2 separate regions of the Homo sapiens genome follow, and region 1 is linked to region 2. Evidence: chromatin contacts called from ENCODE Hi-C or POLR2A ChIA-PET data. All regions are on one chromosome and are shown on one strand. Each heading gives the region's core, a stretch centred on a gene start or an enhancer-like site at or near the end of the contact. The rest is flanking DNA. Distances are from core to core; before and after follow the strand shown. Region 1 holds the start of LINC01485 (long intergenic non-protein coding RNA 1485). Region 2 holds the start of LINC01863 (long intergenic non-protein coding RNA 1863).

Evidence for each region. Hi-C counts contacts between places; a loop is a spot of excess contacts on that map. ChIA-PET counts read pairs that join two places held with the same protein, here RNA polymerase II (POLR2A). Pooled maps may share reads with other maps.
Region 1: a map with no recorded cell type shows a loop between it and region 2 (2.4-fold over the local background). The contact joins the promoter of LINC01485 here to the promoter of LINC01863 in region 2. A Hi-C loop is called at or near these places in 1 of 37 single-sample maps with no recorded cell type and 3 of 50 pooled maps. POLR2A ChIA-PET finds 5 or more read pairs at or near these places in 2 of 52 experiments (OCI-LY7 and activated B cell).

What each region holds. Positions count from the first base shown.
Region 1 is chr5:173,788,268-173,792,399 of GRCh38, reverse strand. It overlaps LINC01485 (long intergenic non-protein coding RNA 1485), which reads left to right and starts at 1,458. Exons shown (of 4, transcript NR_108028.1): 1 at 1,458-1,591; 2 at 1,673-1,764. The region is part of intron 1 of LOC107986482 (a long non-coding RNA gene); the gene reads right to left.
Region 2 is chr5:173,640,166-173,643,996 of GRCh38, reverse strand. It overlaps LINC01863 (long intergenic non-protein coding RNA 1863), which reads right to left and starts at 1,627. Exons shown (of 3, transcript XR_001743002.2): 1 at 1,596-1,627; 2 at 1,340-1,459.

The DNA.
Region 1 (4,132 bases), core at 209-2,708, 150 kb before region 2:
GATCGCACCATTGCATTCCAGCCTGGTGACAGAGCGAGACTTGATCTAAAAAAAAAAAAAAAAAAAAAGCAACACGTATTATGGCACCTGGAAAAACTCACTGAACAGTAATAATTATTCTCCTCCTCCTCTGGTCCCCTTCCTCTCCCCACATTCAGTGTAAGGCCTTATCTGTGTCCAAACACTGCAGAACTTACGGGCCCATACACCAGCTTTTCCCTGCACTAAGCCAGCAGCCCTCTGTCCTCTCATTTTGCTTCATTCATTGATTTTCTTTAAAGATCCTGATGACAGACCTGGCTTGGGAGAGCCAGCCAGATCTGTGAATGGGTCTGATGGAGGCCTGTCCTGCCTGGAAGACCTGGACACTGGTATAGGTGAGCCTGGTCAGGACTCCACAGCGTTCATGATCCCAGGTCACAGGTGAAAGAAATAAAAGGTTTGCATGCGTTTGCTTGCTTTTCAGTTCCAGGCCTGCTGCTGAGGGAAGTCCAGGTGTCAAATACTAAGGCTAACTGTAGCCCTGGAGGTGCTGGCACCAGGCAGAAAGGTTTTACAAAGCTGATGACCCATATCCACTGGCCTTAGGAAGGACAGGACCAGCTTTAGGACCCTGGGCCAGAGCCAGAAGGAAGCACAGAGACTAAATTGGTTGACTCTGGGAAAGACTAAGGGCCAGAAACGTTGTGGGCCTTACTTCAGATCTCACTTGGAAATAGCAAAATAAAAAAGCTGATTTCCTGCCGGGTGTGGTGGCTCACATCTATAATGCCAGCACTTTGGGAGGCTGAGGCAGGCAGGTCATTGCAGGTGAGGCATTCAAGACCAGCCTGTCCAGCACGGTGAAAGCTCGTCTCTACTAAAAGTACAAAAAAAAAAAATTAGCAGGGTGTGGTGGCGTGCACCTGTAATCCCAGCTACTCAGGAGGCTGAGGCAGGAGAATCATTTGAATCCAGAGGCAGAGGTTGCAGCGAGCCAAGATTTTGCCACTGCACTCAGCCTGGGTGACAGAGCTAGACTCAGTCTCAAAAAATAAATAAATAAATAAATTAATTAATTAATTAATTAATTAAAACCCTAATATTCTTGCATCTCCAATTCCCTGTCCAGCACTCTCTGATCAGGGTAAGAGGGGCTCCAGCCCTGGGCCCTGCATTTTAGAAGGTCTTGCTTAGACACTGCCCCTCCCTGCGAGTGAGGAGTCTTGGGGAACAAAGGGCTGTGCCCAGTTGGAACTCACATGCCTCCCTTCCAGAGGACGCTCTGGATTCCCAGGACCCTGGGGTTCCCCGTCCAAATGACCATGCCCACTTCTGAGGCCTCCTGGACCTCTCCCATTTTCCCTAGTGTGAACCACATGGCCAGTGGGTGCTCCAGCCCTGAAGGCTGGACAAAGGGCAGCTGCTTTGTGGGACCCGGGTAGAGCTTGGCCACGTGGGCCGAGTGCCCGGTTTCTGTTTTTCTCCCGGTGCAGGAAAACATGAAGAACGGGGAAAGTAGCTGCCGCATGCCAATGTGAAACTCCGAGGAGTCTAGCCATTCTGATCTGGCCTTCCAGGTCATTAGGAGGCTCTGCCATCGTGTGAGGAGGTATGCTATATTTTATCTAGCAGTTTGTTAGCTTGCTTTAAAACTTTTAATACTTAGACATTTGGTTTGTGACCCTGCCAGGGAAAGCCTGCTGTCTGGAGAGCACACTGGTCTCCAGCGTGGGGAGAGAGAGCACTTTCGGGCTTTGCTGAGGAGGGTCTTCAGAAAAAAGAGTAAGTTGGCATCTCCTCGCACAGGTGCTTGGCTTGCCAGACCTAGGGGCATTCTCACATCACCTTTTCAGCTGAGGAAACTGAAAGTCCCAAGGTCACGCAGCTGGGAATATATGACCAAACGGCCTTCACCTTCCCCTAAATGATGTTTCAAATGACAAAATAAGGGGACAAGGAGAGATGGTTTTGTCTTTCTTCTGGGGGCGCCTTCAGCACCTGCAGGCTTTCCTTCCTGCGCATCTGCCTGGCCACTTTGTCCAGCCAGCCCAGGTGTGCAGGGGCTGCGTGTCTTTCCACCTGGCGGCTGCAACAGTCCAAACCTCCACTGTTGATTTGACTTCCTAGAAACGAGCCTGATTTGGGGGCTCTGGGGTGAGAATGCAGGAAATATTGGGATGTGGTTTCCCAGAAAGTCACACATCCCTTTAGCTTTCCCAGAAAGTGCCGAGTCCTTGCTAAGACGATTTCCTATGGAGGGAGACACTGGGTCTGCATGAGTTTCTGTTTAATTGTTTTAGAGAAAATGATCTGGACCAGAGGGAATGAGTCTGGACCAGACCTCGACACTGCCCCAATGAAAGAACTTGAGAACACTGGTCCCGTCTTCCCCTCTAATCTCCCCTCTTTCCATCGCCTCTCCCGGTGCCCTGGGCTCCACTTACAGGCCCCTGAGCAACCACTGCATTTTTGCACATGCTGCTTCCACCCAGGATGGATGGCTTTTCCCTCCTTTCTTCACCCCACCAGCTTTCTCCTTCAGGTGCCAGCTTAGTCCCTGGCTCCTTGGGTCCCTCCCACTTGTCCCCCGGCTGTAGCTTTCATGCCTCCTCTGTACTTCCCAAGCTCTAGAGTGTCCTTCTATAAACAGACTCTGTGTACCGTACTGTGGGCTGATTGCTACCTGTCTGTCTCTTGTCATTGCTGGCAAGCAATTTGGGGTAGTGATTACGTTTTATTCACCTCTCTGTTCCAGTGTGCAGCTCGGACATGGAGGGCAGAAGGTGCTCAGGAAGGATCTTCTGCATGCAGGAGCCTCCTCTCTCGAAGGGTGTTCTCCAATCATGAGCTTATTTGCTGTTTACATGCCCGAGGAGGACTGACCTTAGCAGCTATGATGACCTCATTTATCACTGTGGATAAGCACTTGGCCAGGGTCTCAGCCAGCACCCCAGGCCCAGCCTCCTGGTTTACTCATTTCTGGGGGTGGTGGCATCTGCCCACTGTCCTGAACTTTCCTCTGCTTGGGTAGGGACAGGGAGCCCCAGCAGCACTTGTTCCAGGATGACCCAGCAAATTGCAAGGTGGCATTTGGCCTTTTCCTCAGCAATTGCCAGACTTTGTCCCAGGGTGAGGAGGAAGCCAATGGAAGAGCTGGGGTGAGGAGATCAAAGACCTTTCCAGAGATTCAGGCAGGGGCCCAAACCAAGGGCATTTCCAGGCGGGCACTGGGACCAGCCCCAGGGACACGCCAACGCACTGCTGGGGCCAAGGGGAAAGGTTGGTTTCAAAACCACATGTGCGGCAGCCTCACCACTGAGTCATGCTTGTGAGGCCTGCTGGAGACCAAAGACAGGGGCTACAAGCTCAAAACCGCCTGGTTAGTGCTGACTCTATTGATTTCCTGGCCTTCCACTTCCAAACCTTCCTTGGATGGCTAAACTCCTTCTGGAAGACACACCTGTTTTTTATATTTGCCTGGTATACCTCACTTCTTTGAGTGACAGCACCCCAGAGATCCCCTTCTCCACTCTCACTCTTTGTAGTTAAGGTGAGGTTGGATTCTCTCCTCTCTGCACCCCTCAACCCCCCTACCCCCAGCACTAAGGACCCAGGCTCAGCCAATCAGAATATCTCTCATGCCCATCATGGGCTCTAGGATGGGAGCATGATGGAAGAGTGGCCATTGAGGATCAGTTCCAAGACTTTTGTGAGAAATGCGGGGGAAGAGACCCTCTCTTTTCCTATAGGGATTGCTCACTGTGCAAATATGCCAGCCTGGAACAGCTGGGGCCTCCATGTGCACAGTGGAGAATCAGAGAATCAGGTCACCCCACAGGAAAGCAGGACCATAATGGGGTACTAGGCAGAGACCTAGCCTCCTGGCCATGCACCTCTGAGCTGTGTGGACTGATTCTTTTTTGCTTAAGCATGCTTTTGTTTTCATTTCATTTATTTATTTATTTTCAGACACAGTCTTGCTCTGTTGTCCAGGCTGGACTGCAGTGGTGTGATTTCAATCTCAGCTCACTGCAACCTCTGCCTCCCCGGTTCAAGTGAGTCTTCTGCCTCAGCCTCCTGAGTAGCTGAAACTACAGGCATGTGCCACCACGCCAGGCTAATTTTTGTATTTTTAGTAGAGATAGGGTTT
Region 2 (3,831 bases), core at 378-2,877:
CAAGGTAGAAAGATGTGGCTGGGGTCCTGCCAGGAGAGCTGTGGCCAGGATGCAGGGCACAGGGTCACAGGATTAAACATCACATGTGTTAGGACAGACAAAGTTGCCAAAGGTGGACACAGACTGAATGCTCACTGGTGATTCCAATTTGCATTGCTTTTCTCAGATGGGGGTAGGGGGTTGGATTTGAATATGCAGCGAGGCGTGGAGCAGACTGGCCTCCATGTGGGCTGGCAGGGAGTGGTGGGGGGCTCTGGGTAGGAGGCCTAGGATGTAACCCCAGCCCCAGAGGCCCCCAGACCTGTGGCTTCTCTGAGCTTCACTCTCCCAGTCTATAAAATGGAAAGGGTAAACACTGATACTATCAGCCCGTTTCAGATATCAGAGAAATAAGCACATGCCTTGCACCTTGTAGGTGCTTGATAAATATGCCATGAGTGAATTAATAAGTAATATTAAAAGTAATGTCACCTCTCAGTCAACAAAGCTGTGAGCCCCAGTCCCCTTCTCTCCTCCCCGCTCCACATTCTGTTCAAACCCAATTCTGTTGCATCAGCTTCAGACCCATCTCCTCCTCTCTGCCATGTCCCTGCCTCTCACCTTAGAGGTCAGGTCGCAGAGGAAGCACTGGTTACCAAGTCGCAGACCTGAGTTCTAATCCACCAATATAAGTTGCTGGCCTTGTGACCCTGGGCAAGTTGAGTCACGTGCCTGGGCCCCAGTTGCACAACTGCCTGCTTCTACCGAGATCCCTTTGGTTGAAAGACTCGGAAACCAAACCAGGCTGGCTTAAGCCCAAAGGAAGGATAAGGTGAGGGTTGTGAGATTTAGCAAATAAAAATACAGAATGCCAGCCCAGTTTGAATTTTGGATAAAGAACTAACAATTTTTTGGCCAAGCATTGTGGCTGACACCTGTAACCCCAGCACTTTGGCGGGGAGGACGAGGCAGGAAGATCACTTGAGGTCAGGAGTTCGAGACCAGCTGGGCCAACATAGTAAAACCCCATCTTTATTAAAAATACCAAAAAATAAAATTTGGCCGGGCGTGGTAGCATGTTCCTATAATCCAGCTACTCAGGAGACCAAGGCAGAAGAATTGCTTGAACCTGGGAGGCGGAAGATGCAATGAGCCAAGATTGTGCCACTGCACTCCAGCCTGGGCAACAGAGTGAGACCCTGTCTCGAAAAAAAAAAAAAAAGAACTAATAACTTTTTTAATATAGGTATGTCTCAAATATTGCACAGGGCATACTTGTATTAAAAAAATCATTATCGGACAATCAAATTGAACTGGGCAACCTGTTTTCTCTGGCAACCCTAGGTGGGCGGATACTTACCAGCTCATGAAACAAGCTGGACCCAGGAGCTCAGGTGACATCGTGACATCATGAGGAGGCTCTGTCTCCCCGACTCCCATCTCTGGGCTTTGCTTCTGTAGCCTCAGGGAGGCTTATCCCCTGTGAGGGTAAAAATAGCCATCAACTGCCCCTGCTCCTGAGGACCGGTTACAGAAGACTTCCTCCCTCCTCCTCTCCTTCCCACCCTGTGCCCACGCAGAGCCCTAGCCCTGCCTCAGGGATCACCCTTGTTTACCAAGCTGCAGCTTTCTGCTTGGGCAGCTCTTCAGAGGCCGCCTCTGACCTGGCCATCCACAGCTAGCTCTCCACACCTAAGCCACTTCGCCTCCAGATTTTAGTTTCCTAATCTGTGGTGTTAGAGGACTTGACCTGCCAGGGGTCACAAACTCAAACAACACTAGAGTTTAGGCCAGGACTTTAAATAAATAGGCTCCTGGAGACAGCAGCCTCATCTAAAGGGAGTAGGTACAACTCAGCTCTTGTTCTTTGCTGTCAAGCAGGAAAGCAGGCCCAGGATTGCCAACACTTCAGATTCTCTGAAAGAACTAGAAATCTGGATATTTAAGGAAAAAATTCCCAATTATGAGTGGTGGTCCCCTATTGCAATCTAGAGCTGGGCTCTCAGAGGGATTGCTGGAAACTGCATGCCGTGGAATGCCTGAGGGTGCTATTTAAAATGCGGATTCTCTGGCCCCACACAGAACCTCTGGAACCAGCACCCAGAAATCTGCCTTTTAGCAGGCACCTTCAGATGAGGCTTAGGCCCATTAAAATGTGAGAACTACAAATCCTGGATTTTCCATTTTAATAAAGTTGGCCCTTCATTTGCACCCATTACAATGGGGACAGGATCACCTCTCGTTTAGCATTTTCTCCCCAATCATTCCACCCTCCATCCCAGTGCAACCTCAGAGCTTAGCAGGTGAAGGAACCAGGGCTTTGTGGAGCAGGAGCACCTGCCACCTGCACAACCCAGAGGGAAAGGACTTCGATCCCCATTTTATTCACAGATGAGAAACCTGAGGCTCCAAGAGGGGAGGTGACTTGCCCAAAGTCACAAAGCCAACAGTGGAGGAGCTGGAGTTCAAATCCCAGTCCATGTGACATCAGAGCCCCCTGGGGAACTTTCCACCAAGCCAAACGGTCTCTTCTCAAGCGGAAACAGAAGAAAGGCAATCATCATGTTGAGAGAACACTATTGGTTCAGAGATCTTCTCTCCCAAAGTCAGCTGCTAGCATGACCAGTGCAGAGCGGCTGATCATCTGTGACAGAGGAGGGGGAACTCACCAGGGTCCTGAGAAGGAGAAGGGGGAGGCAAGGCAACCTTGATAAAAGCGAATGGCTCCCGGGGACAGGACAAGGGCTGCTACAGACATCAGTTCTGATGCACCCCCATGTCCATTCAGTGCCCACGGCATCTCCCAGAAACACGGGGAGTGGCTGTCTGGCTCTGATCTTCACCATCTAGCCCCCACGCCCACCACCTGGCAAGTTTAGCTTGAGTTAACTATTGCAACTGTGAAGTCTTAAATCACAGGGAGATCAGGCATTTGGCAGCTGGGGGTCCCACTACACTTCGTTGTGGTCTCTATGTCTGGCTACCATTAGGTCAATCAGTGCACATGCATGTCATCTGGCCATGGTTTAGTGAGGTGCAGATTTGGAGTGAACATTCGCTGAGTACCTCCTGTATGCGCTGTGCTTTGTTAGGCACAAATGACTGGAATTTGATGTGCTGTGTTCCAATAGAACACAAAAGGCAAGCTGCCCCCAAAGCGCTATCAGAATAGACAGGAGAGAGGTGACCTTCACGTGGGAAGAATGCAGGGCAAGCTTGTGAAGGAGGTGGCCTTGGAGCTGGGATGGCAAAGATGTGTTGGAACTGAGCCACACAGAAATGAGAAGGTTAGGGCATTCTCTGTGGCATAAACTGTGAGCCAAAGGCATGGAACCGATTCTAGCCCCATCAATTCTGCCTCCCTAACACTTCCTGTCTGTCCCGGAAGCCCAGCACATCCCAAATCTCAATTATTCACACAAACCCCTCCTGGTGGTTGCTCTATTCACATACAAATTGTGCTCTTATTTGTTTCACATTTTTCTTTAAGTCAACTCACCAATTTTTATTTTATAGAATTTATGTGAAGAAGAATCTCTCACAACAGTAATTGGAAAATAGGTTGCACTTGCTATAAATAGATGGCCACCATAAAAATAAGAATACCCAAAGCAAAAGAATGCTACTGAAATGCAGCCAGATTTCTGCTGCCCTGGAGAGATGCTGAGTCTGCAGCCTGTTCTCTCTCCGGTAAAGAGAATCATGAGTGTTAAGAGGCATTAGGGACACCCCAGCACCGTCATGAGACTCTCCTTGATCTAATCAGAAGGATAGAGAGAGGACTGAATAAGAGAACTACTTTCTTTAATGCTTTATCTGTGTCCCTGAAGAAACTCTAGATACTACTAGCAT